2 separate regions of the Homo sapiens genome follow, and region 1 is linked to region 2. The links are chromatin loops, found by intact Hi-C in ENCODE. Cell type or tissue: IMR-90. All regions are shown on one strand. Links, peaks and the distances in the headings refer to the core of each region. The heading gives the core; the rest is flanking DNA. Region 1 overlaps LOC105376214 (a long non-coding RNA gene). Region 2 overlaps LOC105376208 (a long non-coding RNA gene).

Evidence for each region. A loop is a pair of places that touch in the nucleus more often than their neighbours do. Peaks named below come from ENCODE experiments on the same cell type or tissue, not always from the same donor. Only the 100,000 strongest peaks of a DNase experiment are listed, where the experiment ranks them.
Region 1: it touches region 2 in a loop (2.1-fold over the local background); 2 of 110 quality-filtered maps call a loop at or near these places.

The regions. Positions count from the first base shown.
Region 1 is chr9:108,155,985-108,168,778 of GRCh38, reverse strand. The region is part of intron 4 of LOC105376214 (a long non-coding RNA gene); the gene reads left to right. Among named protein-coding and RNA genes, the nearest start is that of KLF4, 670 kb to the right of the region's middle. In IMR-90, for the core only: no CTCF peak of the experiment used is centred there; a DNase peak (open chromatin) is centred at 5,898; H3K27me3 peaks cover 455 bases.
Region 2 is chr9:107,745,881-107,758,674 of GRCh38, reverse strand. It overlaps LOC105376208 (a long non-coding RNA gene), which reads right to left. Exons shown (of 7, transcript XR_930229.2): 2 at 6,124-6,284. Among named protein-coding and RNA genes, the nearest start is that of KLF4, 260 kb to the right of the region's middle. RefSeq lists enhancers at 3,113-3,407, 2,546-3,745, 6,655-6,754, 6,796-7,523. In IMR-90, for the core only: no CTCF peak of the experiment used is centred there; DNase peaks (open chromatin) are centred at 6,694, 7,794 and 8,704; H3K27ac peaks cover 2,662 bases.

The sequences.
Region 1 (12,794 bases), core at 2,073-10,072, 410 kb before region 2:
AATAGGAGTTCCTTCTCTTTATCTTTGGCAGAGCTTTGACAGCCTTCAAAAGTTGCCAGAAGAATACCAGACCACAGCAGTCTGAAAATGCATCCCTTCTTAATTACCATTTGGTTTGGAACGAGACTGACTCATCTGTAGCCCTGGCAGCAGCAGGTCCTGGTTGGGATGGAGGTGATGCTGGGTCACTGGACATGCCTGGAACTCTGCCTCTTCCTGCCTCACTCTGGATTGCTGCTTCATTGGGTCATTTGGACTCAACAAAGCAAAAATGCTGTGAACGTGCCATTTTACTTAAGAAGCTTGACTTTGAGAGAGCCAAAGAAGGGATGCCTACAAAGAAATATTCAGTGTTTCCCATTACCTTGGCTTTACTTCAAAAGAATCACACATTCTACCCAAGGCTAGCACTATCTGTGAAATCCTGATATCCCTGATATTAAACCATGAGAAATAAGCCATATTTCCTATCCTTCAGACACTCCTTTTGGCAGGACATTTTTGGACATGGTGCATGGTAGATGTTTGGTTTTGGGATCTGGATTTAACTTCTAAATCCATAACACCAGCTGTGTGACCTTGAAGGAATCATGTAAAATGGGTTAATGCTCTAATTCCAGTTTTTAAAAGAAATAAATAGGACTATGAATGTGAGACGGTTATACAATCATCCCTCTCTCTCCATTTTATTTTTTCAAGTGCTAAAGAGCAAATGGGTTTGAGGCACAACCAAATGTTTTGGAGTCCATGGCTGAATGAACAGAGTGTCAGGGCCATTCTGCTTCCCATTCAGAATACCAGGATTACCTCTGGGCAGGTGGATTATAAACTTTTACTGTTTAGAGGGCATACATCAAAGCCTAGTTTGACTGCTTGCACACTTCATAGTTTTTAATCCTGAAATGTGAGCACAACTCATGAGTTTTGTGCGGCTGAACAAGGAAATAATTTGTTCATCATTCTTTAAGGGGCTCTGAACTTGCACCGATAACAAGGAGCTTGTGTTTATCTGGAATCTTTCTCTAAAAAATTTATAGTTTAGCACAGGCCTGGACGGTGAGTGATGGGGACCACATGGCCCTAGGAATGCAGCTGACTGCATGCACACTACGTGGAGGGTGTGTTGCTCCTGTTTCTTCTTAGAGAGTCAGACTGACCTTTAAGGATGTCTTCAGGAGAAGCCATTTGTCAGCCAGGCTCCTAGAGGGTGGGCACTGAAGCAGAGTGCACGCAGTAGTTCTAGCTTTTGGCCAGTGCTCCTTAGAGCTCAGTATTGTGTCTTTACCCTGGTGCCACCCCTCACTAGCAATTCATGCCTTTCACATGGCAGTGATATCACTACCTGCTCTGCTATTGTGTCCTGTTATTGATGTTCAAATACTTTTGGTTCCTTGGTGAAAACCTTGACAATCTGGTCAAGCTGCCTTAGGTTGCCTTGTGCAACATTCCTTCCACTTTAACCTTGGCCTTAGAAAGCTTTCCACTCCAGAGCTGTTCTCACAAGCAGCTCTCCAACTTGATTTACCCATGCCTGGTGTCACTTGTTCAGGTGGAATAGGTATTGAGCTGTTGGGATTGAACCTACAGCACCTCTCTTGAAATTAAATTAATTATAGGATAAAGCATAACCATGTTTTGAGTTCTCCTCTATTTATATTGTTGATTGATTTTTAACTGTTTAAGGAGACAGTTCTCTGAAAACATGCTGTCTTAAATAGATGGGAGAGAGCTAACTTTTCATTTTCTGTGATAAGAGAAGAACAGAGGCATAGGTAACCTAGAAAAGCATACAACCCTTTAATCCTTGATATTTATATCTTGATCTCTATCATGATAATGGTACAACCAGTAGAATGTGTGCCACTGGAAAGATGCAAAGTAGATCATGTGAGATGCAGGGCTTTTTAACCGTTGTTAAGGATCTGTAGGCAAATTTCCCCCAATAATTTATGCAATATTTAATCCCCTAGGAACCCAGGGCAACTGAACAAACAACTGAAACTAAAATCCTTCTGTAGAAAAGTCGGCTTTGTGCTTGGAGAGCTGCATGGTTCAGGGGAAAGAGAATGGACTTTGGACTTTAACCTTTTTCCATGTAGTAGAACAAAAGAAAAGCAAAGTCCATTTTTAAGGAACTGTAGCTATTTATATACTTAAGCTGAGTTTGCCTTGGAAAAAATATTGCTGTTTTGTTGTGAAAACATTTTGATTAGGCTATTGGTTATTCAAATAAGACCTTGGACCTAGAATGAAGAGGAGGTGTTAAGACAAAGGGAAGATAGGTTGCTCTGCATAAAAAGTTAAAAGGATCCTTTTCAAAAAGAGAGATTGTTTGGTTGTTAACTGTGTTTTACATCCTCTGGAAGTAGAGAATCCAGAAACTTGGAGTTTGGGGCTTTAAGAGATAGAGTGAGGAGAAGAGTGAGGAGGAGGAACTCAGATGCGACAGGAGTGGCCCTGGCATCATGGCGGCAGCGGAGTGGCAGGGGAGGCAGGGAAGGCGCAGAGGCAGGGCTGTGGCTCAGATACGGCCCCACACCACTGCTGCAATCCCCGCTACACTTCTCCATCATCACCCCAGCTTACATAATGCTGGGAGAGGAAGGAAAAAAAAGGAGGAAAACATCTTGAGCTAGCTGAGCTTCTATCTTGAATTGGTCAAGTTTACATAAAGAAGCAACTAAATTTGCTATGAATTTGATTAAATTTTATGAAATTAAAGTTGCAGCTTCACTCCTGGTTGACTCAAGTGACTTTAACATTCATACCTATACTCATGGCATCTGCTGAGTTTTCATCTAACTTTTGTTATTTCTCTGGTCCTTTTGTTTCCCGAGTTTCCACACTAGGATGGCTATCTGCATGCATGGCTCCTTGTGTTCCCCCTGTTCCAATGCAAACTTAGCCGCTTCCACATCGGTTTACTTTTCTCTTCTTGTGCTCCATGAGGGCAGAAACTCTGGAGAGCGCTTCCACAGTTGTATCCCTAGCCCTTAGCAGAGTACTCACTATAGAGTAGGTGCGAAATAACTCTTGTTGAATGAATGCCTGATAGAAAAAGAAGAAAGTGACCAGGAGAGGAGGAGAAGTCAGAATGAGAGCAAAGAAAGGGATGGTCAACAGGTCCTTGGGATGAAAGAGGCTACTGGTTGGGTCAACACACAACTGAGGGCAGAGGAGCTGGTAGCAGGGCTGCAGGGTGTGAGGACAAGAAAGTTCAAGGTGGGCCAGAGAGGGCAAAAAGGAGTTGCTCCAATTCCACATCAAGCCCCCAGTGAGTTGAGGAATGGTTGATTCCCTGGGATCGACTACCAGCCTGGTAAAAGGTTATCAGGTGGGGAAGGGGGATGGAGCAGATGGTGTCGGGACAAGGTGTTCAGAGTTTTGCAAACTCTCACTGGAGAACAGATGTGATCCCAATTTTAGGATCAGTGCTATTCACCTGAGCATCTGTGATCATTTTCTTATCATTTCAAGCTCTCCTTTAGAATGCTCTGCCAGCATGAGAAGCCAGAGCTCAGGGAAGACCAAAAGCCTCTGCCACAAATTCTAAAACACCACCTGGATGATATTATTCCCTCTTTCACACCTTCCATGGCTTCCTCTTGCCTTCCAGATTTATGTTAAGGAAATAGGACTTGTTTAAGGCTTACCACACAGTAGCTATGAGGAGTGTTTGATGCCTTTCCCATAGAATAAATCTTCTTGGATGGATCAGCTTCTCCCTTCCTTGGAGATTCTGTTAGGAAAGAGGAATGAGAATAGAAGCACTAGGAATGAAATCCCAGTGGATGGAAGACTATGGGATACTATTGCTGGGCAGAGACGTCAATAGACTGTGTGATTACAAAAGGAAGAAAGAGAATTGGCCTTTCTCTTGGCAGCAGGCTTTCCTCTTCTCTGTGTTCTCCCTCATGAATCTCTCCATGTCTGGAGCCTTCACATTGCTGTCTATCTTATTATTGGTTAATAAATATGGAAATAATCCTCAGTAATACTGAATAAATGATTGCCACTCTTTGCACATATTCTATTACATTCTTTTTTTTTTTTATTAACTTAGGCTGGAGTGCAGTGGCAGGATCTCACCTCACTGCAACCTCCGCCTCCCGGGTTCAAGCGATTCTCCTGCCTCAGCCTCCCGAGTAGCTGGGACTACAGGCGCCCACCACCACGCCCAGCTAATTTTTTGTATTTTTAGTAGAGGCAGGGTTTCACCGTGTTAGCCAGGATGGTCTCGATCTCCTGACCTTGTGATCCGCCCACCTCAGCCTCCCGAAATGCTGGGATTACTGGCATGAGCCACCGCACCCAGCCCTCTATTACATTCTTTCAGTTTCTTAATACTTATGTCCTTCTACCTGTATTCAAGGTTTCGGTCAATGTGCATCATGTTCAAGGTGTGTGTGTGAGAGGTGATATCCAGAAGGTTTGGTGAGGAGATTCATTCATGTGAGAGTCTGGAGGGGAGTGGCTGTAGAGTGCCTGGTGGGAGAATCACGTTAAAACGGCTCCCTTCTGCTGCAGGGCTTGGGTGAGAGAGGTGTCAGTGGTGTCTATTAAGCAGTTGCTGACCAAAATGCCTGGCAGCATTTGGACTAGGCTTTGAAGTGGGGGTAGAGTTATCTGCCAATCAGAGAAAGAGATGTCAAAGATGATGGTTTTTCAGATGGAGAACTAGAGGCAGCAGAGAGAAACAATTCTGTGATGGTAATATAAAAATGTGAACCAAATGGGGGAAAAAAAGAACAAAAGTGTGAGTAAAAGCATGAGAGAACTTTGCCTTCATATTTCCAAATAAGCTTTACTCATGCCATGGGGCTTAGAGAAATCCCCATCAAAGTCAGATGTGTGCCATGACACCAGGTGGGTGGTCTCCTTGCACAGAGACATCACGCCCACACACCAGCACAAGGGAAGGGCTGAGCATGGCTCCCAGAGATGCCAGTAGATTGTGCTGAGTCACCCATATTTGCTCTGAAACTGCTTTCCTAAAAGTAATGTTGGGCAGGATGGCTCCCTGTGCCACTGCCTACAGGATAAGCCCAGGCTGTTTAGCTTAGCCGGGTGTCCTGCTGATTTCACCGCTTGCGTTCCTGAAAACCTCACCCGCCCCCATGCATGCTGCAATCTTTTACCATAGGAATGTTGGTGGGCACCCAAACACACTATCCTCTTGTCCACCTTCATTACTGTGTACATAGCATTTCCTTTACCCAGGTTTCTTTTCCCCTTTTATAAGCTTGCCAAACTCCTATTCATGCTTCAAAACTCAGCTCAAATGGGTTTTTTCTTTCAGTAGCTTTCTCTGAAAGATCAGTCCCTTTCCACCAACCAAAAGCAGAATTAAGTATTTTATCCTCTGTTTGCTTTGTTACTTTGAGAATAATCCTACGATAGCAGTAAAATAACATGTACTTATTTATGTTCTCTTTCAAATGTGGCTTTCAAGAGCATTTTCTTATTCAATAAATATTTATTATCTACTATACATCTGGCATTACTCGGGACAAGGACTATATATATATATTTATCACCAATATTGCTCATTCCAAACTCAATATTTCCAGAAGCTAGAACAAATCAGTTCTCTGGGAGTATAGGATGAATGAATGAATGAATTAAATCATTTCCCCTAGGCCCTTAAAACTGCTACACCAAACCTGGTTTGATATAACATAAAAACTTGGATGAGCCCCCGGGGAAGATGCTGACAGTGTTTTCTGGGATGCTCTGGCTGCCTATAATTTGGTGTAAGTCAGAGAGTCTATACAGTTGTCCAGAGAAGAACTCTCTCTGATGGTCAGTGGGTCTTTTCTATTCTGAAACCATGTATTCCTGTGGTTCCAGAAGCTGAAATAAAGCAGTTGTATCATGAGTCACCACTCCCTCAGCAGACCATGAATGAGCTGCTTGGCACAAGCTCCACCAGTGGGAAGCCTGACCACTGAGACTGGCCTTGCTGCCCATCTGTGTCCTGTTGGAAACCTTGGACCAAGGCTGCAGCAATTTGGGAATTTTTAAAAAGTACTCTCCACCGATTTCAAAGACAACTTTCAAAATGGGGTTTGAGGAATAAATAGGCAGCCATATAATCACACTCTCTTCTTCTTTGGGAGAGACGTAATAAGCTCTTATTTTGATTTAACGATGGGTAGCTTGGTCCATGTGTTTCCCAGGCCCTTGGCTATAATTAGGATGTTTCTTTAAGGGGTGACTGTGAGTCAATATCACTGATTTCTTCTAACCAGCACACCTGAATGTAGGTATCAAAATGATGGGCGGCTCCCTGGAGATGGTCTTTTTCTGGACAGCGTGTAATAAGAAGAGCACTTCACTGGGAGTCAGGATACTGGGCATCAGTTTTCACTTCCACCATTTACTACATGATGACGTTGGGCAAATCACCCATCTCATTTGTGAAAAATGAGATAATGTTTACTTTGTAGGAATGTTTTAAGGCTCAAATAAGGCAATAGGTAGAAAGTTTTTGACACACAGGAGAAAGTTAATAAATGTTAATTTCTTCTGTTTCTTAGGAAAACTTGTGTTCCTTCTAGTAATGCCGTCTTTGGAGTTCCTCCTTGAAATTGACTACCCGTGAAGTGAGGATATCATAGCTCTCACTTATTGATGATCTGGGGCACTTCTATCTATCCCTGGGCTTTGCTGGGAACTGCTAGTGATTTATTCTGTACTTTGCTGTCATGGTCGGTCTTGGGGCTTACATCTTCAAGGACAGGAAGGCATTTGTCTGGCCAGGGGCTGCGTTCCAACTGTTGAAGCCCTTGCCTGCCTCTGACTAAATACCGATTCAATCCAATTCAGCCAAGTCTGACACCATTGTCAAGGTTTTCAAGGTGCCTAATGAATGGTATGCCCTCCCCTGTCTCCATTTTGAAGAATTCAAAAAAACAGACAAATGTGTCAGTGGCTGGAGAACCAAAATACCACTTTTGGTACAGATAAAGCTATTTTGAGGTGGTAGTTTCATGTAAGTGCCAAAATGGAATGTAACTCCCTAGCTCTGAGTCTGAACTTTGCCCACCTGAGGGCAACTTTGTGTTTGCACAGCAGATATGCTTGCCCAAGTTATTGTCTCCTTCCCACGAGTCCTGGTGGCCATGAAGAGAGAAAGAGATCTATTCTGACACTAAAGATATTTGAGAAAATTAGCTCCATTTAACTGAGATCAATGGCTGTAGTCCACCAAAAAGGTAACATGCCCCAGCACCATTAGGTGGAGTGAGGGGTGGGGCAAGGACCAAGAATGCTCTTGGGGACCTCACCCAAGAGGAGCTGGATGTGTCAGCCTTGTCCTTGTCCCCTATGACTGTCAGAATCCTGATGTAGCAGCTTTCACTCCCAACCTGCACCCTTTACAGACAGGCAATGCACATTCTGAAGCTCTTTCTGTCTTGGTATTGCCAGCTTAGCACTTTCTTATACCTGGTTTCCTCTTCCTCGTCCAGATCATATTGGTGGTTCAGTCTGGTTCTTAGTGGGGCTTTCAAACATTTCTTGGCTTTACACTTTTGCAGATGTACTGTTCCCAGTCCATCCCTTCTTACAGCCAAGGACTCCAGTGCCGTTTCTGGTCCAGAAGAGTTCAGTGTCTCAGCTGGCTGATTTCCCACCAAGACTGAGGAGCTGAGACAACAATAGAGACTTTGAGAGTCACCTGGTCCCACACAGTGCCTGCTGAGAGCCCTGGGTCAGAAAGAGAGGGAAACCTTTCCCAGACTGCACAGTCCAGCCTGTAATGCTATGCTGTGCTTCCTCCTGGGGAGCTTCTGTGAAGGCTGCCCTTGGGCAGATGATTTTGTCCCTGTTTGAAACAGAAAATAAAAAAGGTCACAAGTCCCCGGGGTGACTAAATGCTGAGCCAACTAATTTCTTCAGTTATTCAAAATTGTTATTTTCCAGGAAGGGGAGTCAGCGATTAGGAAGACAAAACTGACACTTTATATAATGATGTCAAAACAAAACCATGCATTTTACATTATTGAAGTGTCAGCATGCGATTTTGCTCTTTATGTTATTTTCCCTGAACTCCAATTCAGGCAGGTAGCAGGTTGTAATTAATTTCACTTTTCTTGAAGTTTTTCAATATGGCAAATAGAAGCCTCTAGAAGACCACAAGGGTTTTTTTGTTTGTTTTTTGTATATATATATTTTTCTTTTTTTGTTTTGTGTTTTGCTAAATCCTTAACTGAAAGCATTATACTAAATGTCCTCAATGGAAGGAAGAGTTGGAAAATGTGAGCAGGGAGTGGAGAGGGTATCTCAGAGATGGAGAAGGGCTATAAGTCCAATGATTAGCCCAGGCTTATGCCCTGCTCTGTTTTGCTTTCTAGGAAAATGACCAAACCTGGGAGGGATTGGCTGCTTTGTGTGTATAGAAGGTAGGATTCCGGGCATGGATGGCAGGGAAGCAGCTGAGCTTTAGGGACATGCTTTAGGCTTAGACAGTGAAGATGTTCATGATGACCCTGGTGGACTAAAAATTAAAGAGCCCTCCTCTTTGGGGGATTTTGATGTGGCTTTGTGGGGAAAGGGGACAACCCCTTGTGACTGAGATTGGGCATTTTGCCATCCTGGTAGAATGATAGCTTGGGGTCACATTTAATTTTATTTCAAGAGAAGGCAAAAAATATGATATTTCTGGGATACCTGGAGATGCAAATTGAGATTCACACTTTGACATATAAAATAAGTTGAGTCTTTAAAGATGGCTGCTTGTAGATGAATCTTCAATGGGACTATTAAATACAGTTTTAACCTTAAAAAGTAAGTTTGATATTTAGCTCTTTCTTCAGAACAATTCTTACATAACACATCAGTATACAATACAGATGAAAATGGGGGTGTCTTGAATGGATTTGCTGGAACCCAGGATCCTTCTATTTGGCGTTTCCCTCATAGTGACTGACCCCTAAGTGCCATCTATGAAGTCCTAGGGCTCTAAGAATCAGTTTGGAGCCACCACCCCCCCGACCCCGCCACCACCCCAGGTCACAGACTTTCTTTGATAAGTGGGTGGCTGAGATATCAAGTAACTATTAGCTTTCGGGTCATGCCAAAATTCCTTAGCACTTTACTTAAGGTCCTTCTTAATGTGACCCCTTCCCTCCCAGCCCCATCCCTTGCCACTTGCATTCATTCTTGCATTCTGAGGGATTACTCCGGTGTCCACCTCTCAGCCTGGTGCAGAGTAGGTTCTAAGTAAATGTCAAATAAGCAATGTAATGCATACTGTATGAGGAAAGCCATCTTGCAGCCCAAATGATGCAGGGAAATAGAATAAAATTTGTGGCATTACAGAGAAAATAGAATACATTAACCTTTACTTTTATTTTTTTCTCTTTTAGTTTGAAGCGACTTCTATACAGTTCTACCTACAGTAGGGTTAATGCATGGAAGCTACTTGCATCTTTCACTACACCTCTTGTAACCTCACTGGGGATGCGTATACACACATTGTGTTTGAAACCAGTTGGGAAATAGAGAAGTCAGAGAGATGGAGATCAAAATCATTTTCTCTTACTAGTAATGTTGGGTGAGAGAATGTAGCTTGAACAGGCTTTCTTCTACTTTTCCCTACATCTAGACTTTGGAATGAGCTGCCCTAGTACAGTAAACAGGGTTAGTTAACAAGACAGCTTAGCCTCAAGGAAGCATGGCCCCTCACACCTGAAAGGCCTCTGAATAAGAACAGAGAGATGTTGGTCTCCAGAACTGACTCAGGGCTCTGATCCAGGTGTGCTTCCACTGGGAGGCAGATGCAAAGCAATAAACACACACATACACCCCCCCCCCACCCCCCGAAAAGAGACAGAAAAGCCGAAACTGCTCAGAGAAATCTTTTCTACTTTCTGAGGATGGGTTGGGTGTTGGAGATACAGAATCAAGGGTAGAGGGACTACTTCCTAATGTTTGTGAATGGATGGTAGTTCCCAGTTTATAAAATAGGGTAGAAAATTAAGGAAGAGGAAGTCTCTAAGAGTCATTTTCACTACATTAAACCCAGTTGCATTCCTAAAAGGCCGTTACATGGATCTTCATGTCAATCATTTTGAATTGTGGTTTTTGTGTTTGTTGACTGGGACAGACCCTCAGCTCATTTCTGGCAGAGTGACTACACTGGGTGGGTACTGCACAATGGCTGAATTCTGAAAAAATGAAAGGAAACCAACCCAAAAGTTATGAGGACTGTGTTTACAAATGTATGATAAATGTGTGCATTCAATGCCCTAAAAGAATTTGGCATTAGCCCTAGTGTACACAATTTAGCCCTAGCATACACCAAACATGTTATGTATAAGTATAAATTAAGAACTGTGAACAGATGGGCAGAGACAAAACACAGCAATATAAGTGAAGAGATACAGGGCCAAACAGGCTGTTAGGTCTACGAGAAGCATGAACACAGTTAAACATCAACATATAAAATTAATCATCCATTTCAACTCCTCTTTAAGTGAGGTCCTTAATTCTGGCAGTTTTCAAGAGGAGAGACCAATAAAGACTGAAGTCTGAGACCTGGATGGAGAGTGTATATATATACACACACACACACACACACACACACACACACACACACAGACACACACACACACACGTATATATATAATTATATATATATATATACACACACACACATATATATAATTTTATATATATATATATATATATGGAATCTGGATTAGGCAGGATCCCATAGGGAATAAGACACGGGGTGTTAGAGACAGTTCACAGGGAGAAAAATCGTGTGCTGGCCAGACCTTTTGGTTGCAAGCAAGAGTATCTAACTCACTTGGGGAGGAAAAAAGATAATTTTTATAATTGGTAGAAACTTGCAGAGGTAGTTTTGGAGCATAGGCAAGATTCAAAGAACATCTGGAAGCCAGGCAGCAATAGGTCCTTAGACCAGTACCACACATCTTACTTATCAAGAGTAAGTAAGCACTGCTGCTGGACACCACTGCAGCTGGTGACACTTGGTTTCCACTGCTGTTAGACATTGCTTTGGACTGTCCATCATTGCAGCCACTACGGGGCACTGACATTGGACACCATGGCTGCTGCATGCTACCACAGTCAGTTCCAACTTTGCTTCTTTTTTGGCACCTCTTGCTTCTGATTCTAATCTCCTAGGTGGAATGTGTCCTTGGCTCAATCTAGATTATCTGCATGCACCCTTGCTACCAAGGAAGGGAGAGGAGAGTACCTTTCATTTACTACCAAGAAAATGCACGATGGGAAATTCTTCCCTTGGCCCCTGCCCACAGACCCCAGTTGTCAGAAGAGCTGAATGATGGACAGCTGAAATATATTCACTGTAAAACTAGTAGATACATCAATCATTTGTCTTGAAAAGATTTAGCATTCAAATGCCAAAATTAAATAACACCTGAAAGTATTAAGTGCCACAAAACCAACAAAAATATTTCTTCAAGTCTCAAATAAACTGGTATTTATTTAGTTTTATGATGATATTTTTGAAAATAGAAATTGTTATGTGTCTTCTTATATTGATAAATTATAAACTACCTAGCCCATGCTTCCTCTCTTAGTATTTCTTCTCCCCCTTCTCTATCTATTCACCCTTGCAATTTCAAACATATGTACATTATATAAATAGGTGCTGTTCAGTGAAAATTACTTGGAAAAAATCAGAATGGAGCAATGGAGCAATGATACAGTTGACCTTTTATTGATCATTAGAGTTGGTTTACATATTAAGAGGTAGATTGCCCTAGTTATGTTTGCTAAATGAAATACTTGAGATAATAACAATTGATACTGTTTACTGAGTGTCTACTATCTGTCAGATGCTTTGCATGTGTTATCTTGGTCAATCATCATGGTAACTTGGTTGAAATGGGGTTTATTATCACTCTTTGATGAAAGAGGAAACCAAGGGTCAGAGAACATAAGTGACATTGGTCAAGGTTGTGAAACCAAGCAATGAGATAAACCGCAATCTTAACCCCCTTTCCTTCACAACCCTGACTATGTAACCCAGAAAGTTCTCCCCCTATGCCACGCCTTCTCTGAGTGTTACCATATTTAATAGACCTGAGTCACTGTTAGTCTGATGGGTGTTGGCTTCCCGCACAGGCACGTTCCTTCAAAGATAAAAGCCTTGCTCTCATGAGTTTCTTAGCAGAGAGAATGGGAATCTCATCTCCAAAGTGAAACTGAGGATTGGTTTCAGGAAGTGGGAGTTGGCAGAAAAGGGAAAAGAGGGTCTTGAATTGCACTGGCTAAATAAGACTCTCTGGAAAAGCAATGCCCTGTGCTGATATCTTGGTCAGTGAAATTGCTTTTGGCAAAGATGCCTTCTTCACAGCAGATAGAAACTAATGGTCACCCCAGGATAATACAACACACTTTGCCGTGTTTTGATGATTCCTTCTGCCTGTGTGATGTTTCCCAGGCTTCTTTTTATACAAGTATTGACTTTAGAAGTGAAAAATGAAAATGGTTGTTATACATTTTGTAAATTATGGCCAGTTTGCCTTGGCTTGGGATTTTAAAAAAATACTCAAACTGCATTGCAATTAAACTGGAAGTACAAATAAATTCATGAATTCAATATGCTCTCTCTTTCAAAAACACCAAATATATTTTTAAAACCCTATAGGTCTATAATACTTCATGTACAGTACTAAAATATATTTCCCCAACAGAGAATACACAGTATAGTACAAGTTATTAAGAGGGTAGAAAAAAAAAGAACCAAATGAATTTAAGACCCTTCTCTGACCTTTTCTACCTATAAAGATTTA
Region 2 (12,794 bases), core at 3,307-11,306:
ATCTCAGTGGCTTAAAATCACAAAGGTGTCTTGCTCACAGATTGGTTTTATGGACCTGCAGAGTCCCCAGGACCACCAACCTCCATAGGGGATAGCTCAGAGAGGCAACTTCACATCAGCATGAGTTTCCCCAACAGCCTGGCCAAGGAAGAGCAGGCACCAGAGCCATTAGCCATCACATGCTCCACCTGGACGTCAATGTGGTATCAACTTTGTGTCTGTTTATCCTCTAGAGTATAAGTGCCTTCAGAAATATAGCCATCCTTCTTATTTTCAGTGCTGTGTACCTCTTTATATGTTTATAATTCATTTACACCTCAACTAGAACTCTGAGTTGTACCCACAATAATCCGTGCCAGGTTCTGGGCTGGGTGATGGGGACACAACTATTAACAGAAACAAGCCTCAGCCTCTACCGTCCGTGAGCTCACAGTCTAGAGGGGGAAGCTAATGTTAAACAAACAAACAAACAAACAAACACAAAAAAACTAATTCAATCCTATATAATCAGGGCCATCACTGAAATCCATGAAATCTGCTATAGGAGTGAGTTAACGGAAAAATAATCTTCCCAGGAAATCTTGGAAGGATTTAATGAGGAAGTGATACTTGAGCTAGCTTTTAAAATATATTTTCCCAGGTAGAAGGGATGAGAAGGGCAAAGTCAAGGGCAATAGCATGGACATGGACATTAGGGGAAGTCTGGCATATTCAGGGAAGGGAGAGCTTCATTCTGTGTGTTCCTGGGAAGTTGCGGATGAGATGGGGATGGTGAGGGTACAGAGGGCAAGAGGAGCAGGGCTACATTACGGGGCACCATGTATGTCTGACTAGGGAGTTTGGGTTTTATTTAGTGGGAAATGGGAGCCTTTGTAGGTTCTGCAGGAGGGACGTGATGCTATGGAATATTAGAATCTCACCCTGGCTGCAGGAGAAGAATGTATTAACAGGGGAGCACCTGGAGCCATGGGACTAGTGATAATGCTTTTGAAGTAGACAGCCTCCCAAGTCTCTCTAAAAAGGGCCCTTGGTCTTGGTTCTGTAGCAAGAGGGTCCTCCTGATTTCTACAGATGTGTCTTACTTACGTGGGTACATGTGGATACATATGCACATTACAGGATGTTTAAAGTCCTTCAATATTGATTTGTGTATAAAATCTCTCCAAGGAAGGCAAACAATGGGCAAAACTGGGCTTACCCAGAGTTCAGTATCAAAATTGCAGATGACGGTTGTCAATTTTTCTACAGAGAGCTAGAAGCATTGGAGTCCATGACATAAGACATAGCATCTGTGAAAACAGGGACTGGCCTATGGGTGGATCTCTTAAAAATGTTGATGCTTTCTATTTCTATGAGGAAATCTGCTGTGAGACACTTATTTCATTCTGTGAATGTCAAAATTAGGTGACCTGTTAAGCTCCTTTCTGCTCTGGCAGAGACTTAAGTTTTAAATTAAACTTAAGTGTCGAAGGGCTAAGTGACCCATCCAAGGTTGTACAGAGAGTTATTAGAATCCTGAGATAGCAAGGTCTAGTGGAAAAACATTCAAAGTGGGTTAGTTTGTCTTTGTTTTGCCATCACACAGAAATCCACATATGGGGGCCCTAATGATAAATCAGTTAACTATTCAGATATAAGATTATTTTTCAACTCAATAATATAAAAGTTGTTTTTGGCCAGGCACATTGGCTTACACCTCTAATCCCAGCACTTTGGGAGGCCGAGGCAGGTGTATCACTTGAGGCCTGGAGTTCCAGACCAGCCTGGCCAACATGGTGAAACTCCATCTCTACTATAAATACAAAAATTAGCTGGGTGTGGCAGCACACACCTGTAATCCCAGCTACTTGGGAGTCTGAGGCAGGAGAATCACTTGAACCCGGGAGGCAGAGGTGCAGTGAGCTGAGATTGTGCCACTGCACTCCAGCCTGGGCTACAGAGTCAGACTTTGTCTCAAAAAAAAAAAATTGTTTTTAAGAATTACTTAATTGACTTTATTTATGAAAAGACAAAACAGATTTCCCTGAGTGTAAGTCTTGTGCTGGTCCGTGCTCAGTCTAAGTTGGTGAGAATATTGATGTGTTCAGACAGAATGGGTTTGGAAAGAACAGGTATTCATGGAGGACTCCTCCAGGTTAATTCCTAATTACATCAAAGAGTGTTGTTTTCACCTGTAGCCAGTCAATCATGAAAGAAGGATTTCTATAGAACCAGATAGGGCTAAACATGATCTAGAATTTGGCCATAGGATTCAACAGAAATCTCAACTTACCATCCAGAACTTTTCATGAGTAGCCATAGTGTGTTTTTCAGCTTCATTTTTCTACAATTGAGTCAGGCTAAGCAGGGAAGGTGCTTGATAATCATACCTACCCTCAGGCGCCCATTCCAAGCACATCATAGCAACAGGATGGCCTGTCCTTTGATCAAAATCTGAAAATTTTTTCTGGATTGTTTCATTTCATTTATATCATATATATCAGTCAAGGTTCTCCAGAGAAAGAAGACCAATAGTATCTAACTATCCATCTATTTATCTATTAATCTATCTATCCACTCCTCCATCTATGTGTGTATGTATATACACACATGTATATATACATATATGTATATATGCATGTATGTGTGTATTTGTATGTGTATACACACGTACATATCTCATTTGCCTCATTGAATTGTGAGGCTAGCAGGTCTGAAATCCATAGGCTAGGCTGGCAGACTGGAAACTCAGCCAAGAATTGATGCTGCAGTCTTGAGTCAGAATTTTGTCTTCTCCAGGAAAATTCAAGTTTTGCTCTTAACGCCTTCAACTGATTAAATGAGGCCCAGTTCTTTCCTTTACTTAAGGACAAGTGATTTCCTTTACCTCTTCAAAATACCTTCACAGCAACGTCTAGATTAGTGTTTGCTTAAATAACTGAGCTGACACAAAAAACTAACCATCATGCCAAGTTTCTGCCATTTTTCAAAATCTGTGATTCGACTGGATTTAAGAAAATTTAGTCACACGAGGACAGTACTTTTTTCAGCTGCCATAAGCTCAATACATCTACCCAAATCAGTCACGCTCTTGTTTTTTTCCTTGTAATATTGAGTTTAGTGTGCCCGGATGTCTTGTCACATCAATTAGGAAGCAAAAATGTATGAGTCATGGAGCATGCGGCAGAGTGAATTTTCAAGTCCCCTGAACAGGTTTTTATGACCCAGCCATCTGATTGCCCTAAAATAAACCCAACTGCCATGTTCCGCCTCACCTTTTCCCAAATGCCCCATGGCCTGGAGATGACTCAGGGCCCAAGAATGAAGAAAATAATCAGAATCTCAATCACTTCCTCTATCACATCTTCAGTGAGCCTGACTTACAAAACAGAAACTCTCCAGAAGAATAAGGCAGTGAAAGCTGAACCCAGCTACCTTCTTCTTGGATATGAACAAATAATTATAATATTCTTTCCCTTTCATGGAAGGAGCCCATCTGTGTCAAGGGAACTCAATTTTTCTGCATTTAGCTTGCATGTCTCAGATGCCATGTTGGCAGGTGGACAGCCCTGTTATTTGTTGTGTGCTAGCTAATTGTACAAGATCCTCAAACGCAAAATGAAAAAGACAGTTTGGGCACAGTGGCTCACGCCTGCAATCCCAGCACTTTGGGAGGCCGAGGCAGACAGATCACCTGAGGTCAGGAGTTTGAGACCAGCCTGACCAACATGGAGAAACCCCGTCTCTACTAAAAATACAAAATTAGCCGGGTGTGGTGGCGCATGCCTGTAATCCCAGCTACTGGGGAGGCTGAGGCAGGGGAACTGCTAGAACCTGGGAGGGAAAGGTTGCAGTGAGCTGAGATCATGCCATTGCACTCCAGCCTGGGCAACAAGAGTGAAACTCCGTCTCAAAAAAAAGAAAAAGAAAAGAAAACAAAAGAAAAAGACAGAAAACAGCTAGTTCTAAGGAGAATATGGAGCAACCATCAAACACGGTTGAGAAGCATATAAACCAAGTACAACAATTTTGAAAACCTGTGTATATATACACACACACACCGTAGGAGAGGAATTGCTAGGGAATAAAGTACTTATAACTTTGTAAGTAATGTGTGTGTGTGTGTGTGTGTGTACACATACCCTAGAAGACCTATATATATGTGTGTGTGTATATGTATATGAGACCTATAAGACTGGGGAGGTGTGTGTGTGTATATATATATATAGGTGTACATAGGTATGTATATAGTTGGACACACACCTATATGCATACCTATATACATAGTATTAGTCTGTTCTCCTGCTGCTAATAAAGACATACCTGAGACGGGGTAATTTATAAAGGAAAGAGGTTTAATTGACTCACAGTTCAGCATGGCTGGGGAAGCCTCAGGAAACTTACAATCATGATGGAAGGGGAAGCAAACATGTCCTTCTTCACATGGTGGCAGCAAGGAGAAGTGCCAAGCAAAAGGCGGAAAAGGCCCTTATAAAATCATCAGATCTCATGAGAACTAACTCACTATCACAAGAACAGCAGCATGGGGGTAACTACTCTCATAATTCAATTACCTCCCACTAGGTCCCTCCCATGACACATGGGGATGATGGGAAATATAATTCAAGATGAGATTTGGGTGGGAACACAGCCAAACTATATCATACACCTATATACACACACATACACACCACCCCCAGGAGAGGAATTGCTGGGGAATAAAGTGTTTAAAACCTTGTAAGTAATGTGTATGTGTGTGTGTGTATGTGTGTGTGTGTGTATATATATATATGTATATATATATATATATACACAGACAGAGAGAGAGAGAAAAAAGTCATGGCAAAAACCACAATTACTTTTACACCAACCTAATATATATGAGACCTATAACACTGTGGGGTGTGTGTGTGTATATATAGATATAGATATAGATATAGATATAGATATAGATACAGATATAGATGGATATAGGTATGTATATAGGTGGACACACAGCTATATACATATCTACACACACACACACCCCCATCTCTCTCTCTCCATGTATATATATGGAGACACATGTATATATCAAACAGAAATGCACACACACTGAAATGTTCATAGCGATGTTATTCATAATAGCCAAAAGCTGGAAACAACTCAAATGTCTATCAATAATAGAATGGATAAATTAATATAGTCACACATTGGACTACAATGATGAGAATGAGAATCTGCAGCTACATGCAACATTAGGGAAGAATTTTATAAAATAATATTGAGCCAAAGAAGCCAGGCTCACAAAAAAAGAAGATATTGTATGATTCCATTGATAGAAGCCATAAAAACAGGCAGAACCAATCTATGGTAGAGGAAGTTGACACATGGTTACCATTGAAGGGAGCATAATAACTGGAAAGGGTCAACTGGGGGCTTCTGCGCTGGTGGATTATATTTACTTTTCTTATCACTGCCTAATAAATTACCCCCAAAACTTAGGGGCTTAAAACAACAATCATTTCATTATATCTCATGATTTTGTGGGTCAGAAGTTTGGTCAGGGCTCAGGTGGGTGATTCTTTTGCTCCATGTGGTTTTGACAGGGGTCACTCAGTGGTCTTTAGCTGGCAAATGGGCTGCTTTGCAGGGTCCAAGAAAACTCTCCTAACAAATTTCCTGCTTTGTCAGGGATCACCAGAAGTCTGGGTTCCACTGGAACTGTCAACAGGAGTGCCTATATGTGGCCTCTCCAACATGGCAGTCTCAGAGTAGCTGGACCTCTTATGTAGTATTTCAGAGCTCCTGGAGAGGGTTTCCAAGAGACCCAGGGAGAAGCTGCAAGGTTTTTTATGATCTAGCCCTAGCAACATTTCCGCTTCATTCTATGGTCAAAGAAGTCATTAAAGCCAGTCCAAATTCAAGGGGAAAAGAGGAAGAATTCCACTTCTCCAGGAAAAGGACATTAATATACTTGGAGGAAATGAACTGATGGCAGTCATCTTGGAGACAGGTGACCAGAGGGAATGTTCTGCTTTTTGATTTGGGTGTTAATTATAGGCTCTATTCAGGTTGTGAACATTTATCAACCTGTATACTTCTAGGTGCCCTTTTCTATGTGTATATAATTTTAATAAAATATTGCAATCTAAACAGACTTACCAAGCAGAATAACCTTTGGAACAGACAGGTCCCATTTGGACAGGTCCCATCTCTGTGGCTGGATGGATACTCCTGCTTCACTGGAGTCACATGGCCCCTCAGCATTTCTGTGACCTTGGGTTACATAGGTGTGAAGGTCAGGCCTCTTGCTCTGTTAGGGTCTCCGTTTCAATGACAAAAGAAAACATTTATTTGGATTACTGTGAGGAAGAATGAGACAAATGAAGAGAAAACTTCTGGCATATCCTAGATGCTCAGTAAATGAGCTTCATTTCATTTCAAGCCCTGAGTGCTGCCTCAGACCCTTGACTCCTAGGCTGCCAAGGAAATTAGCAGCTAGGACTTTCTAGAAGTCTTGCCAGGAGTCCAGAGAGAGCTTGTCTTCCAGCCCCCCTTGCTCACCTTGTGAGCAGAGACAGGGGTACATTCTCAGGCACCTGTGCCCTGCAGGGAGGGCCTGGGTCAGAAGCCGATGAAAATAACTTTGCAGCTGCCAGGACTAGTCCAAAGTCCCCAAGCGCAGTGACAAGTGAATCACCTCAACGAACGCTTAGTCACTGCAAGGTACTTTCCACACAGACACATGGAGATGGTTACCAAAGAAATGTCTGCTGGCTGCTCTCACATCAGCTCAAAGAAAATGTTGTTGTAACCTTTACTTTGGAGGGGGAAAAAATAGCATCACTTTCCCTTTTCCTTTCCTTTTCTTTTTTGGAGAGAGATTCATTGGCAACATTGTTGAAGTGGTTGTTTTTATTTACCCTGGAGAAAGTTTCCAGATAGCTCTGAATCCAGAGCTTTGTATATGTAGCAGTCCCTTCAAGTCTTAAGCTCTTAGTGTCTAAGTGTGTAAACAACCCCCTTAGAGGAGACTGTCACGGACCATCCAGATCACAGGGCCTCCCATGAAGCTCCCTGATGGCAAGCAGAGTCCTCCAAGCTTTTAAAAGTCAGAGATGGGAGGTCCAAATCCCTCTGCCCTGTATTATCAGTATAGCCTCAGGGCAAAGGGTTCCAACTTCCTGAGCCCCCTACTTCTTTATTAATAACAATGAAGCTTCATTATGTGTACCCACAAGGTGGTTGTGAGAATTAGATGAGGTGGTGTGCAGAAGCATCCCCAACAATGCTTGGCATTCTCATAGTAGTTGATTAGTTAAAGTAAGTTAATCTCTCCTTCTCTCTCCTGATTCTTCCTTTGTTATTTCTCTTGCTGCCTTTCTCTTTTTAAACTCCCTCTCTTCCTTCTCTTTTCTTCCTTGCCAAACTTAATCAACCCTCATTCTCTCCTATTCTCTCCTTTCCTCTCTGCTGTCTGCGTGTTTTTTTTTCCTTCCTTTTTTGCCTTGTTTTCAAGCCTCACCCCCCCCCCCCCCGCCTCCACACACACACACACACACACACTCACAGCCATCTCTCTGGCTGGTACAGCTTTGGCATAAAGCTATTGAAAGCCAGCCAAATTCTGGTTAAAAACACTGCAATTCTTGGCCAGACTTTCTCTCCTTACAAATGAGGGTGATGTTTCAGGCATGGGAAGTCTTCCCATCCATTTAGGCCCCAGGGAAAAAAATAGCAACGCCTCAGTGTGTGGCCTTAGGTGGACAGCGAAGTGGGGCTCTGGGTATTGACAGAAATAAATCTGGTGTTTCTGAAAATTGTGAAACATGCGCAGTGAATGTGTCATCCCAGCAAAAGTGAGTCAGCTCCTAGGCCGGGGCCCAAATCTGGCCGCATTTGCTTTCTAAATAGAAAGTGTATTCCTGGCCAGCCCAACTTAGCAAATCAGCGGTCAATGAGAGTGGAAAGACAGGCAGAAAAAGAGACATGCAAATGTATACTTTGCAAGAAGGTTACTGGAAAAATCAAATTCTCTCTCTGTGATTTTAAAAAAAATCATTCATTTTCTTCTTTTCTTTCTATCCTGATATCTGCATCAAACTTTCCTTTTCATCATTATTTTACCCCTTCTGGAGTGGCCTTCAAAACTAGGAACACAGCAAAGTTGCAACAAAGCAGCCTGGAGTAATTGGGTGCTGTAAACTTTGGGGTGAGACTGACCTGAGTTCAAATTCTGACCCCACCTTCAACAAGTTCTGTGTGTGTTGTGTTGTGTTGTGTTGTGTGTGCATGTGTATGTGTGTGTGTGTGTGTGTGTGTGTCCTTGGGAAAATTTCTAACCTCTCTGAAGATTTAGTATCACTTTAACCAAATGGGAGAAATCCAGTGGAGGGTAAAGTAGGTAACATCAGCAGTGCCTAGTTTATGGCAGGTGTTTGTCATCTCTGAGTCACCTTTCTCTTTTTTAGGAAGGGAAGTATGAGGAACTCTGATGCCTCTTCACTCCCTAGTTCTCTGTCCACATGGGGTTATCTCTTTTAGAGGGTGTGAGCACCCAGAATATGGGAGCAGCAGCTTTGCCTCTTCCACTCCAGACATAGAATTTGGAGAAAAGAAGCAACACCAGGCTCAGGGCCTTCTGCGCCAGCATCATGGACAGGCAGGGCTCCCCTGCATCCCTGGCAAGCCCAGATGCTAGAATCATGTGGCCTCCACTCTGCCAGAGGAAGTGATGCAACTGCCCATTGGCTTTGGGTCAGCGTAGAAGAAAGTGTCCTGTTACAGCGTGGGCGTGGCTGGCTTCAGGGCTCCAGTCTGGTGCCCTGTTCCAAACCCACAGCAGAGGGGCAAGCAGGAGATCCTGCCTTTGTGCATAGACTGCCTGCTGTTTACCCAGCTTTGTGTACCACTATCCGGGCCCTAAAAAGGGCCCAGCCAAGCAAGTCATCTCTGGCCCTTGGCCTCTCCCTTCTCTCTGCTCCAGCTCACAAATTGCCCTCACTACAAACACCTGTTTCCTTTCTCCCAGACCCTGTGGGGTCGAGCTAGTCTATTGACCTCATATGCATGGCAGGGATATAATTGAACTCAATTATAGTAACTACATCCATTAAAAACCTATGTAATGTTCATTAAGCCGCCTAGGTAATATGCAATTAATGGCATTACCATATGAATTGTGCATTGGGTCAATAATATGCAGATTATATGTAATGTTCAGTGTATGTATTAATTACAGCACATGCTGGAAAAGCACAGCACTCCAAGCTTGCAGGTCTGTCCCAGTTAGAAACCCTTTTGATCTCATACAAATCCTATTATAGAAGAGCCTTTTCATTAATTGGAACATTTGCTTTTTGGCTCTTTACACAAAGATGACTATTGGAGAGAAAGGACTCTGAAGAGCTGGTTAGCGCTAGAGTTGGGTAAACTTGAGAAGCCTGTATTGGAGCTACTGCTGGAGAAGAGCCATGACCTTCAGGGCAGAATTCAGGCTTCAGAGTTCTGACCTAGCCTTTGCCTGTAATTTTTCTGCCAATCACTGCCATCTCCAATGGGATGTCCGTCATCTGGGAAATGGACATAATAGGCCTTGATGATGCCTACGTCACCAGTACATTACATAGATTCTCTCACGAGGGAGACTAACATCCTTTGGAAAGGCAGAGTGGTAAAGGCATTAAGCATCATTTCCATGAAGCTCCCAATGGAAAATTTCTTCACTAAAAAAAAAGAACCTGCTCCAGTCCTCCCAGCCTGACCTTCATGTGGGTAGGTTTGTCCAATAATGCTCAACCTTAATGAGAGAGCACCAGTGATGTCCACCCTTTAAGTGGGGTTCTCTCATAGTTTCTCTTCAGAGTATATTACTGGCATTGCCAGGGTCCTGGAGTTACCATCTCTGTTTTAAAGAATTTGGAAACAGAGGCCCTGGTGAACGAAGAGAGTTGCCCAAGTTCATGTCAGAGAGTGTCCTTGACATGAAGGAGATGACAGAGGATGGACAGAGAGATGTGCATCTCAAGTCCTTGTAACTGGCTTCTGACTCTGCACCCAGCCTTCACCTCCTCAGCTGACACGAACAAATTTCTGAACACTCACACCCATCTCGTTCTTCTTCCTGTTGTTGACTATCAGGAAAGCCCTGGTCATCTGACCTCCAAACCATCTGGCAGTCCACACTCTGCTCTCCGTATAACATTCATTTGAGCATTTGGTGAATGCCAACTCGAGACCAGGCACTGTGCTACACATGGGCTAAAAACATGAGGAACTTATGGCCCTGCTTTCAAAGAGCTCAGTGACAGTCTTGGTTCAGGCCTTGACCCCCTGTTCCTGAAATATGGATGGCCTAATGGGTCCTTTTCCTTGAATTTTACCTTTTTCCAATCCAACCTTCTTATAGCCACTGGAATGGGCTTTTTAAATCCAAAGCTGGCCTGCTTAAATCTTTTCAGGAACCCTCAATGCTTACAAAATAAAGTTGAAGCCCTTCACTTGGCATTCAAGGCCCATCAGGATGTGCCTTTGTTTCTTTGGTTTCCTCTTCTCTACCATCACCATATGCAGCAAGAACACTGGATTTCCCACCCGTAAATCCTTCCCATACCTGTAGTGTGAGTTGCGGCTCCTTATATTAAGAAGTGGAACATATTTCTCTGCCCCTTGAATCTCAGTAGGCCATGAAACTGTCTTTGGCCAATGGGACCATTAGCAAATGTGAAGCAAGCAAAAGCTTGAAAGCTCTTTCTTTCTGCAAGCCCCTCCAGCCACTATGTTTACTAACCTTAGCTAGACTCCTTGAGGATAAGGCCCATGTGGAAAGAGATCTCAGCTGACCCCAAACATGTGGGTAACACCATCCACAACTTCCAGCAACAACTAAGCTCACTTAGACCATGAGAATCACTCACTCAACCCAAAAAATCATTCTAAAAAATGATAAATATTGGTTAAGTCACTAAGCTTTGAGTTGGTTTGTTATACAGCAAAAGCTAACTTACACAAACTCACAATGTGCATGCTGTTTTGTGCTACTCTGCTCTACCCCATACTGTTCCCTTCAATTGGTGTGCAGTTCATCCTCCTCCTGTGCCTGAACACATTTCTGTTCTGCTCACTGAATGACAGGCAGAGAAAGGGAGAGAAATCCCCATAGAAAGAAGAGCATACAGCCAAGTTTGCGTTGGCTGTGCATTCTGCTCTCAATATTCTTAGCCTGTCTTAACAATCATTCTTCTGGGTGGGCATACATGCTTTTCTTTCTCATGAAAAACTGGGCATCTCAGAGCACGGACTAAAACCCACTACCAAGGCTGTGCCTGCATCTGACTCATCACCCTCAAAGCCCTCCTCATCCTCCTTTCTCATTCCCTCATTTTCCTCACTAGCCTGGGAGAGCACTTTGCCCAGCATGGTGCTTGGCTCATCATTAAGCTTCCTGAAAGGACCCACATCATCATCACTTCCTCCATGAAGGCTTCAACAACATCCCAGGCTAAGTTGCTCTGTGTTTCCACCCAGTGCTCCCACATCCTGTTTTGCTTATGGCTGGCACCTTGTAAGGAAAATCTGTTTACCTATCCATCTTCCACAACTCTCCATTCCCAGCACACAAACACTGTCAGTCACCAGCAGGCCTTCTCTATCTTTGTGTCTCCATGCAGTAGAATCAAAGAAAGAATTGGTTGGATTAATTCATCCATCACCAAGGGCACACAAGGGAGCCACGGAGAATTAGAAACAAGCAGCTTCGAGTCAGACAGCTCTGAATGTAACCCCTTTTTTTACATTTTCAGGTAGAAAATCACTTAAACCTTTAGATTTTCAATCACCTCATGTGTGAGTGATGTCAATCAAGGAAAGTGACTGAGACAAGTCTCAGTCATTTTAGGGGTTTATTTGCCTAAGTTAAGGATACCCAGGCTGGGCGCGGTGGCTCATGCCTGTAATCCCAGCACTTTGGGAGGCTGAGGCGGGCGGATCACCTGAGATCAGGAGTTCCAAGCCAGCCAGGTCAACATGGTGAAACCCCGTTTCTACTAAAACTATAAAAATTAGCCAGGCATGGTGGTGGACGCCTGTAATCCCAACTACTTGGGAGGCTGAGGCAGGAGAATCACTGGAACCAGGGAGGTGGAGATTGCAGTGAGCCAAGATCATGCCACTGCACTCCAGCCTGGGCGACAGAGGAAGGCTCCGTCTCCAAAAGAAAAAAAAAAGATACTCAAGAGATAGGTCTATGCCTTTCTCCAAAGATGATTTTGAGGTCTTCAATATTTAAAGAAGAAAGGGTGGGAAATTGAGAAATACACAATTTTCATGTGAGAGGCAGGGAGGGGAAAACAGTCATTCATGCCTTAGTCTGGCTCAGTGAATCTGCATTTTTATGTAAGATAACCTAGGCAATAGGGCAGAGGAAACAATCAGATATGCACTGGTTTCAGGTGGGTAGAGGGATGACTTATAGTTCTATCCTGTGTTGCCACACCTGTGAAGATAAACTATCTATTTATTAATAAATTGCCGTGTTGAGCTTTAACAGAAATGCTTTAGGGTAAAGATCTTGGGGCCCACCGGGAATTTCCTTGTAGCTTTTCATCTTTATGTAGCTTTTCATCTTTGTATCCATCTTATTTAGGAACAAAACTTGGAGGCAGGTTTGCATGACCCAGTTCCCAGCTTAACTTTTGCCTTCGGCTTGGTGAGTTTGGGGTGCCAAGATTTATTTTCCTTTCACGGTGAGCACTATCTAAAAGATCATTGACCGTTGAACAACATAGGTGTTAGGGGCACCAGTCAAAAATCTGTATAATTTTTGACTCCCCAAA